2 separate regions of the Homo sapiens genome follow, and region 2 is linked to region 1. A link is an interaction called in ENCODE POLR2A ChIA-PET data of the cell type or tissue named here. Cell type or tissue: HepG2. All regions are shown on one strand. Each heading gives the region's core, and the rest is flanking DNA. Links, peaks and the distances in the headings are about the cores only. Region 1 overlaps LINC00673 (long intergenic non-protein coding RNA 673). Region 2 overlaps LINC00673 (long intergenic non-protein coding RNA 673).

Region 1 (5,371 bases), core at 69-5,068:
AGGCTCAGGGGACTTAGGGGCCAAAGCTGCAGAGAGGTTTTGTTTGCTTCCTTCCCCTACCCCCCAGTACATTTTAGGGGGAGGAGAAAGAGAGAGAGAGGGAGAGAGAACAAAAAAAAAAACACACAAGAGAACAAGAGAGAGATCATTCTCTTCCTGTTTTGCTGTGCTGCCTACACTTTTGCTCAAAGTTCTCTGCAAACATGAAAATCCAGTTTGGGTCTTTAATTAGAAAAGTGTGAAGACTCCCAAAAACTTTAGGGTTTTTGAAGTTCAGACCAAACCCTGGAAACACATTTAGGGGCTGGAGAGAGAAAGAGAGAACGACCCCGAGAAGAGCAGAAAGGGAGAGCCCAATCTCATCTGCTCATCTATCGTATTGCTATCAGCTGTTACCCGTTTCATTTATTGGACACCGCCTTTCTTGTCTCAGACCTGCTGGGAGCAAATCTAATACCCACCAACCCCGTGCCCAAGAAGGGTCTCTGGCATTCAGAGGGCAGCATGGTTCTTCCTAGCCCCTGGTTTACTTCTTTTCTTCCTCTCACCCTCCCAGAGGGAGGCCATATGGTGGAGTCTTCCGAGTCAGGGCCAAGGGCCAGAGCGGCTCTGGCCCTGGGGACAGTCCAGCAGCCCTGATGTGCCGTGTGGGTGGCCTGTTCTGTGAACTTGCTGCCTGACCTCCCTGTGCCTCTGAGAGTCCAGCTGCAGCCTTGGGTAACAGCCTGGCCCCATCGTGATGGGAGGGTGCCGAGGCCCAGCTTCCCCGCTCACCTTGGCACAGATGCCACAAGCTGGCCAGGCCATGTGGGGCCAGGACCAGGCAGAACAGACAGAGCCCCCATAAGCATCCTTTCCAGTTGAGTTGGCCTATCTTGGCTCATAAGGCCGTGGTGTCTCTAATGAGAGTGAGACAGAGACAGACAAACCAGGGGTTCAAGGAAGAGAGAACACAAATTAGAAAGATGAAAGATACAAGGGAAAGATACAGGAGTTGGATTTCTATGTAATGTAGCATGAAATAATAGCCAAGCTAGAGTATGGATTAGTCTTAGCTGTTTTGGAATAACGCCTTTATCAGTAGCTGAGCTAAATCATTCATGGTGAGGGTGTCTTAAGTGCCCTGCTCATGACTCCTGCCTTCATTACCTCCTCCCTGCATGTGGACACAAGTTCTCAGAACTTTTAGGGGTGGTTGAGGGAATATAGAAGGAGGTGAGGTAAGGGTTAATCTAAATGTTACAAACAATTTTATTGATTTAAAAAGGAAAAAAAAGGAGTAATGGAAGATGGATCTGGGCTTTATTGTACACATTTTAGGAATGGTTTATAGCAGGAAAATAACCACGGAAGTGGCTTAATGTCCTTCCTCTTCAGAAATGTGCTGACTGTATTTTTGAAATGGAGATAATGCCATAGGGAAATAGATTAATAAGAACAAATAGGCCGGGCACGGTGGCTCACGCCTGCAATCCCAGCACTTGGGGAGGTCGAGGCGGGCAGATCACGAGGTCAAGAGATCGAGACTATCCTGGCCAATGTGGTGAAACCCTGTCTCTACTAAAACTACAAAAATTAGCTGGGCATGGTGGTGCACGCCTGTAGTCCCAGCTACTCAGGAGGCTGAGGCAGGAGAATTGCTTGAACTCGGGAGGTAGAGGTTGCAGTGAGCCGAGATTGTGCCATTGCACATTGCACTCCACCCTGGCAACAGACAGAGATTCCATCTCAAAAAAAAAAAAAAAAAAAAATTAACTGAGTCTTTAGTACTTAACTCAGTCCTCACAACAAGCCTAGAAATTATCCCTGTTTTACAGATGGGTTCAAGAGATTTGAGGTAACTTGCCCAGGAGCCTACGACTCCTAAGAGGCTAACTAACCCAGGACTGGAACCCTGATCTGACTTCGTATCATTAAGCTGTGGGATCTCTGAGAATTGCCACCTGAAGTGTTTTCCTGTTGGTAGGAATGAGTGGGTTCATGTTCTAAGGGCCTCCCATGCTTTAAGATGACTAGCTTGTGCTGCTAGTGATCCATTCATTTATTCATTTGTTCATTCATTCATTCGTTTGCCTCTTCTTTGCCAGACAGTGAGCTTGGTACCCTCAACACAAGAAGAAAAACATGGCTGCTACTGCAGCCTGCAGCCTGCAGCTGACCGGGTCGACCTACACTACTGGGTTGGGGAACATCAGGAGGCGAGCAGGCTGCTGGCACCCACAGTCTGGGGACACATGCTCTTTCTCTCCCATATCAATGGGCAGTCCTGCTCGGTGACCCAGATCCAAACAACTCAGAGGTCCCACTGTGTCCTCACTGCAGACTGACCGCTGGCTCTCAAACATCTGGGTGGGCAGTAGAGGCCAACAGGGAACTTTAGGGACCAAGGGAAGAGGACTCAGCAGTTTATCCCTCATGAGGAGAGAGTGGAATCAGCGACTGTCTCTCTGGAACCTCACTCCTGGCCTGATTGCCAAAGGGGAGAAGAGCTCCTGCCTGGTCTCAAAGTCACTGTTTCTCTCTCCCCCTCGATCCCCATTGTTGCAGCAGGGCCAGGACTCTGTCCGGCCAGGTCCCCGACTTGTTCTAAATGGGTCATCTGCAGAAAGAGAAGGAAAGGCCTTATGATTGGCTGTTGGATGGCCCCTGAGGGACGTAGTGCATGAGAAGGAGAGGGAGGGCAGAAGGGAGTCTGGGACTGGGGTACCTATTATCTTTAAAGTCCATCTTTTGGCACAGTCCACCGGGACAAACAAGGGACCAGGTCGGCTGGTTCGGGAGGGTCTTTGATCTACCTATAAGTTAATGCTTTTCAATGGAGAACCGCAAAGCAGCCCCACCCAGGGCCTCGGAGATAACAGGCTGGTGCAATCACAAACCACCGGCCTCTTGATAATGCCGGGTTTTATTGAGGTCTGGTTTTTGCCCATTGGGAACACATCCGGCAAGCATCAAAGGGAGCAGGCGTCACCCTGTGCAAAGAATCGTGGGCCCTCAGGTGCGTGCACCTTGGGTTGCGTGTGTGGCTGTGTGTGCACAAGCTGGCCCGTTGGCAATTACCTTTCTGTAGATCAGAGGCCACCAGCCCCAGAGGGGCCTCGACAACTCATGAACTCTGTTCCCGCATTCTGGATGGTCCAGCTCCTAAGATGTCCTTGAAAATGGTAACTTAGCATCTTAAGTAGGAGGGTCACTCTTGTGTCGTTGAGTCCCTGACTCGACATCCCAAAGGCAGTTGGTGTGAGAAGTTTAATGGTGAGGTGAGGTGGACACTCAGAGGAGACAAAACCTAAAAGCTTATCAGACTTGTTCCTTTGCAGTCTTTTGAAGGTTTTTGCGTGGAAAGTTGCCCTTTGGCAATGGAAGAGTTAATGGGTGAACTGGGGGAGCCGTGGTCCTGGGGGAAGGGTCATCCCCACTCACCCCCAGGCTGTGCCTCTTGGCTGCCTCATATTTTATCTGGGCAGTCAGGATGCTGTGCACTGCGTATTGGCCTCTGGAGACCAGCGCAGAGAAGCACCACAATACAAACAGAACATCTGGAAGCTTTTTAAGGTTTGTTTTTTAACACTTTTGCAAGAGTCAGGACATTTGCACACGGGGTTTACTGGCTGGAGGGAACCCAGGGACTTGAGTCAAGTGGGAGATCTCTGACTTTGTGAGGAGGGGGTGGTGAGGGTAAGGAAAGGAATGTGGGCCGGGTGCAGTGGCTTACGCCTGTAATCCCAGCACTTTGGGAGGCCGAGGCAGGCAGATCACCTGAGGTCAAGAGTTCAAGACCAGCCTGGCCAACATGGTGAAACCCCGTCTCTATTAAAAATACAAAAAAAAAAAAAAAAAAATTAGCCGGGCGTGGTGGCGGGCGCCTGTTCTCCCAGCTACTCGGGAGGCTGAGGCAGGAGAATGGCGTGAACCCGGGAGGCGGAGCTTGCAGTGAGCCGAGATGGCGCCACTGCACTCCTACACTCCAGCCTGGGTGACAAGAGCAAAACGACGTCTCAAAAAAAGAAAGAAGAAGGTGGGAACACTGGAAGCAACAAGGTCCGATATTCTTCAGACTCACTTGTTGCAGTGACCTGTTGGAAATCCTTAGGCACAGAAAAGGAACCTGGAACAGAATCCTGGGTTCCTTGTCTTTCTGGTCTTGCTGGTATGGAGCAATTGGACGTCTTCTTCCTTGTCCCAATCAGCTGCAGTAAAAGGACTGAAAGAATAGAAGGCAAATCCCTTGGGAAAGAATGGACATGCTGGCCCTAAGGCCTCCGGGAGACATGCTTTATAGACTGGTACCTGTTCCTTTATCTTTCCATCTGGGCTAGCCAGGTGGGGCTGAAAACGTAGAGTGCAGGGAAGCCATTGATCCTGGTCCTGCAGTGACTTGGTACACCTGAGAGAGTGAGAGCCGGTTGGCTTCCTCCTTTTCTCCTCCTCTTCTCTACACCCCCTTGCCTCCCCATACTGACATCCTGGACTTAATGATTTAAGCCAAGGGAAACAAGGAAAAGCTCGGCTCAGCATTTTAGCAGAGCAGGCTGGGAATGAAATAATGAAGAAAAAAGTCATTCCCGGCAGGAGAAAGAATTTATACGGGACTTAATCTTTCTTTTTAAGGAGAGGGCATCTGCTTGTTCATCCCTCCCTCATTCTTGGTCACTGGTTTCTCGTTTAATTCTTCCTTCTCCACTCCACCTCCTTTATGGCCCCATTGCCAAGCTTATTGTCAGGGCTCCATTAAATATATGTGAAATCTGTGCTTGCTCAGAGAGTATCCTTGTGCCCATGGAGTTTATCTTGAAAGAGGCTCACGGTCACATGGCTGCCTTTATTAAGACAGTTCTTTTCGTGGGATGAGCTAATGCTTAGCACCTCATGGGAGCTGGCTTATTGTTTGCTGCTTATTAGGGGAGAAAACTGAGGCTTTGTGTGGTTATTTATGTGAGAGACTGAAAGGTGTCCACCCTGTTCTTATGGGAAATGAGGTGACACAGCTGCCAGGAATTCCACCCCGTCTAGTCACCCATCTGGCAGGTACAATGTTGGTTCCCAGGTCTACCCCAGCCACTCTTATTACAGTTTTTGCTTTGGAACCTCTTATGTCCTGCTCACGATCAGGATTCAGTACCTTCACCAGCTCGCAGCACACAGTTCCTCTTCTGGCTGGCTGCCCCTCTGCAATGAGCGATTCTTAACCTTGGCTCATCATTGGACTCAGCCAGGGAGTTTTCACTGCTGTCTCCCTCCTGCCCTCATAGATTCTGCCTTAACTGGGTTGGGATGAGGCTGAGACAGTGGAATTTTGAAAAGCTTCCTAGGTGATTCTATAGCGTAGCCAAGGTTAAGAATTACTCCTTTGGGACAGTGTTTCTACACT
Region 2 (5,371 bases), core at 186-5,185, 170 kb before region 1:
CTGAGTTTGAGCCCCCAAGGCTCCTGTCGGTTCTGGTTTGTGATTGGCTCCTCCGTGCCCCATGCGCATGTCCAGCCGCCAGGGAGATTAGGCGTTTGTAGTAAGTGATTTCACTGGCCCTGGGGGGACAGATGGTAGACAGTGTTTGATCCCAGTCTTTGCAGGGCTCTAGCCCCTCGCAGCTTCTGCACCTTCTCTGCATGGACAGGAAAGTGGCCTTGTCACCTCAGAGCCACCAAAAATGTGGCTGTTTTCCATTTTAATTTCTTCACGGTGATATTTCTTTATATTTTTAAAATTAAGCAGTGGCTGGGCGTGGTGGTTCGCTCCTGTAATCCTAGAACTTTGGGAGGCCAAGGTGGGAGGATCGGTTGAGCCTAGGAGGTCTAGGCTGCGGTGAACTATAATTATCCCACTGCACTCCAGCCTGGGTGACAGAGCAAGACCCTGTCTCTAAAAAAAAAAAAAAAAAAAAAAATAAATAAAAATAAAATAAAATTAAACATCAAGAAGCAAAGTTGTTGTTGCTGAAGTTGGGGTGATAGAACAGGGTCGCCCCTGCCTGGAGGCTTTCTTCTCTCTGGGAGGGGTGGGGGTGCCCCCCAGGACCCATTCTCCATGACCCCTGACTGTGACCTCTTCTTCATGATTCCTGACCGTGACCCCCTCCTCCTTTGGTTTCAGACCAGACTTCTTTAGGGGATCCAGGACTAAGCCGAGGAAGGTGTTTCTGAACCTCAGGGAATCTGTGGCCACTGGCAAGCCAGCGGAAAATTCAGGTGTTTGGGTTTTTAATTAAATTTCTAAGTGGAAACCAGGAATGCGGTTAACCAAGGAGCTGAAGCGGTCCGGGTTTCTCATTCCACCCTGACTGCTGGGCGCTTTGGGCTTTCCTGGAATTGCTTTCCTCATCACCTTCGCTGCCTTCTTTTTCTGCTGTCCCCCTTCCCTGCTCGCACCGTTGTGATCGAACCTGAATGGTTTTCTCAAACCTTTCTCTGGGCCCTTACCATCCTAGGTATCTGTTTGTCAGGTACCAACTTAGGGGGAGGATGCCCATGCGCCTGCATTCAAGGTTCACCGCTCAAACTGGCCATTGGGTGATGTTGCTTGTCCCCGAAATAATGACCCGGTCCAGTGACCCAATTCCTTGTACCAACCCTGTGTAAGGATTCAACAGATATGATGATCCCTGTATTAGTCCATTCTTATGCTGCTGATAAAGACATACCCGAGACTGGGTAATTTATAAAGAAAAGAGGTTTAATTGACTCACAGTCCCACATGGCTGGGGAGGCCTCACAATCATGGCGGAAGGCAAGGAGGAACAAGTCACATCTTACATGGTGGCAGGGAAGAGAGACCTTGTGCAGGGGAACTCCTGTTTATAAAATCATCAGATCTTCTGAGATGTATTCACGATCATGAGAACAGCATGGGAAAGACCTGCCCCCATGATTCAATTACCTTTCACTTGGTCCCTCCCATGACACGTGGGAATTGTGAGAGCTACCATTCAAGATGAGATTTGGGTGGGGACACAGCCAAACCATATCAGTTTCCAACCAGCCCCTGCTGCCTGTCAGTGGGGCAATGTCCAGAAAGAGAGGCAGCCCTGCGGCAGGCTCGAGAACGTGCTTCCAGAGTTTTTACTTCCCTTAATCCTCAGAGCCCTGGGATGTTATGATCTCCAGCATTTGAGGCTTAGAGGCATGAAGGAATATCCTTAAGGTCTCATAGCTTTGAAGGATGGAGCCACAGTTCAAAATCAGGTCTTGGCCCAGGACCATCACTGGGCCCCTGTCCTGCCCCAGTGCCAAGTGTCTGTATGACTTTGCACATGTCCCTGGGCCTCTGTCTGTGGGCCCAATTCCTATTGGTCACTTTTAGTTGGAGGTTACAGAGAAACCAACTGTATCCAGCTTAAAACAATGGATGTTTTGGTTGTTCACATAACTAAGAAGTGTGGGGGTTGTGCTTTTGGGGTGATTTGTTGGCTCGGTCTCTCTCTCTCTTTTCATTGTCTCCCCTTCTGTATAAAGTTTCATTCTCAAGTTTACTTTTCTCATGTGGGCAGGCCTCCTGACTCTATAGATCTAGAGGGAGAGAATGGCTTTGTGGTGGCCTTCCTGAGAGCTGACCGTGCAGTAATGCTCACCCCTAGACCCACACCTCTGGCCAGTAGCTTGGGTGCGGGGGGACACATTGATTGACTCTCCCCTGGTCATGTGCTTCACATCTGACTCTGTTGTGAGGTTCCCCAGAGCCACCAAGATTCTGCAAATGGAAATTAGCGCCCTTAGGAAGCACAGGTACATGCAGGGCAATACCACCAATTGTTCACGATGAATGAATTGGACTCCTGGGATAATAAACCAGAATGTGTGCTTGCGGGGGCGGGGAATTAGTTTTGCTTACCTCTGTATACCTGGTATCCTAGGAGGGTGTGGGGGGCATATTAATGCTTAGCAAAAGTTGACAAATGAAGGGACCTCAAAAGTTCTTTCCTCCTTTGAATCTCTAAACCCGAGAGTCTGTTTTTGCATGGGACATCATCTTGTTCCATCAGGGAGCTGGCGATTTGGCTCCTGGGTCACTAAATCCAAACTTGTAGTTGATCACCCATGACTGGGTTCTCATTGACCTGCACGAAGAGTTGTTACTGGAATAAACACTGGATGCTAGAATGCCACCTGCTGCCTGAGATTTCATCAAAGAAAGGGCAACACGTTCCCTAGCTCTGAGCATCTCTAGGCCAATGGTGTTGCTCCCAGTCTACCTTGGGAGGCAAGTTCTGTTCTTCTCCTGGTATGAAAAGCCTGACGATGTGAGCTAGAGGCAATGGATTTGTGCAGACTTCTCACAAGGCTCCTGTGTTTGGCAGCCCAGTGGGGAAGACTGAGAATACAGGGAGGCCAGACAGAGAGCTCGTCCAGAAGCAGCCACACAAGTGGATTTATGTAGAGGGCTCCATTGTGTTCACACATTCATGTGCCAACTTGGAAGCAGATCTTCTGGGTGCTCCATGTTCGAGAGACAGCTTTGATCTCCAGGCTGTTGAGCTCAAGGTGGGAGACTCTGTTTTGCTTACTTTGTTCACACATTACACAGGTAGGCTTTGTTTGAGGAGCAGTGACTCACGCTCATGGGTTGTGTGAGCTTTGAAAGGAAGCCATGCGGCCCTGGCAGGTGCTCCCAGCTGTCCTCGTTTGCCATTGTCAGAAAAAAATCTTATTGTCATGGCGACAGATTTTTTTCTACCTAAAGCTTGAGTATGAATAGCCTTTTTTGATAGGTGATGAAGTGGGAGGAGAGGGGGTAGGTATCATGTATTAAAGGTGCCGTATGTCCTGTGGAAGTGTAGTTACTGTTGCCCCCATTTAACAGACAAGGATGCTGAGGCTCCCAGAGCTTATGTCAGTTGTCCAAAGTTACCGTGCTGGTCTGAGGTGGAGCTGGAACTTGATCTGCTTCCAACTGGACACGTGACTGCATCCATCCAGGCTTTAGCTGCAAGCTGGATCCTGTTTCTCTTGGAAAGTGCTAGAAGTCACAAATCAAATGGTTTTCACATTATATATTTATTTAGAGACAGAGTCTTACTCTGTCACCCAGGCTGGAGTACAGTGGCTTGATTGTGGCTCACTGCAGCTTCAACCTCTGGGGCTCAAGCAATCCTCCTTTCTCAGCCTCCTGAGTGGCTGGGACTATAGGCATGCACTACCACATCTGGCTAATTTTTTGATTTTTTTGTAGAGACAAGGTCTCCCTGTGTTACCCAGGCTGGTTCGTGAACTCCTGGGCTCAAACGATCCTCCAGCCTCCACCTCCCAAAGTGCTGGAGTCATAGGCATGAGCCTGGCCTCATAATACTTCTATCGCTATGATTCATCCTTCACTTCTTCCTCCTAGTAACCCACTGACAGCTTTAAAACAGTGCTTCTCCTTCCCTCTGCTCATAGAGGTGAGACATACATCCTTTCAGGAGTGTAGCTGGAAATAGACTCCTCCCTTCCCTACAGATGGGACAGTAAAGTCAATGTTAAGGTCATTAATACTAAGATCAGCTGAGAGGTTGGTTGACCAGTTTTCCCTGATGAGAAACTCTCATTCAGTGCTGCCAGGTTCTGGGCTTTTCCTCCAGCTCTGCCTCTTCTCTCTTGCTGTCCTCAGGTTTCTCTCTGCAGACGTTAAATCTGGTTTGGAGAGCTAGAAGTGATGTTCGTCCTTAAAACCAGTACGTTTGCCCACAGTACTGTCCTGACTGTATTTGCTTAGGAGATGTGCATGTCCAAAGCATGCGTCAGCATCACGGATTCCCCTATTGTTGAAATCCCATGAAGGATGCTGAAGTCAGGGCACGCTTAGTTGAAATTCTATCACATTTTCCACCTGTGATCGTTGGTGTTTAGAGGGATGATTCTGAGGGGCAGGGGGAAGGGGTGTCCCAGCATCCTTGATGAAGAAGGTGTGTGAGGTTGGCTGCACAGTGGGACAACGGAACAGCAGACGGATCCATTATCAGGGCATTCACTGGAAGTGTTGAGTTCAAGGGCTGTAACTTTCAGTTGACCAGGACATTGCTGTGCATACCTTATTCCTTGAGCTCAAAGTTGAGTTTTCAGAGCAGACCTATTGGTAGGCTCACTCTTCGGATGTTATGCTTGGAAAGCGGGAGTGCTGCCCCGGGCTGTACCTACATCACCTTCCAATGGGGTAGGGGGCCTTGTGAGAAAGCCTTGCCCCATCTGAGCTGCACGCGCATCAGCTGCCATGCACTCTGTCCTTTGCACAAAGAACCTCTTAATTGACATGATTGGGAGGGTAGAGAATGGAGCCTCTGTGTGGCCTTGAGGTTGGGGGGATGGGAGGATGGGAGCTGTATGTCTCATTCACTGGACTAGGTACACTGAATCTTTCATTCCTCCTTCCACATATTTCCCTCCCTTCTTGGCTTAAATCTTATGTCCATCTTAAAGAAATGGACTGGCTCCTTGGTTATATCTGTGTGGGCTGTGGTTGCATCTCTGCTTTGATGTTGCTGGATTTAATTATGGAAGATCCAATTCCCTTTTAACTTTTTTTCTCAGAAGTATAGAACTTGGGCTATGGTTTCCATTGGCTTAACTGAGATGACTTATGTGAAAGCTGTCGTATACTCTACTGTGCAATGCAAATCTAATGAATAACCAGCCCAGGAATCTCTGTTAGCTTGAGTGGACAGACAGGAGTGGAGTGGGGGCAGAGCAGAGGAGAGGAGTGGCAGCAAGGAGGTGCTTCCTCAGCGCTTCCTCCTTGGGGTCCAGAATGGGCTCTGGTCTCAACTGGTTTTTCCCTGTGACCTGCTGGGTGCTCCACTCCTTCTGGGCTG

Evidence for each region. Peaks named below come from ENCODE experiments on the same cell type or tissue, not always from the same donor. Only the 100,000 strongest peaks of a DNase experiment are listed, where the experiment ranks them.
Region 2: POLR2A ChIA-PET joins it to region 1 with 5 read pairs; 2 of 35 experiments call an interaction of 5 or more read pairs at or near these places.

The regions. Positions count from the first base shown.
Region 1 is chr17:72,410,961-72,416,331 of GRCh38, reverse strand. The region is part of intron 3 of LINC00673 (long intergenic non-protein coding RNA 673); the gene reads left to right. Among named protein-coding and RNA genes, the nearest start is that of LINC02003, 71 kb to the right of the region's middle. In HepG2, for the core only: no CTCF peak of the experiment used is centred there; DNase peaks (open chromatin) are centred at 2,851 and 3,471.
Region 2 is chr17:72,578,452-72,583,822 of GRCh38, reverse strand. The region is part of intron 1 of LINC00673 (long intergenic non-protein coding RNA 673); the gene reads left to right. Among named protein-coding and RNA genes, the nearest start is that of LINC00673, 12 kb to the left of the region's middle. In HepG2, for the core only: no CTCF peak of the experiment used is centred there; DNase peaks (open chromatin) are centred at 3,082 and 4,802.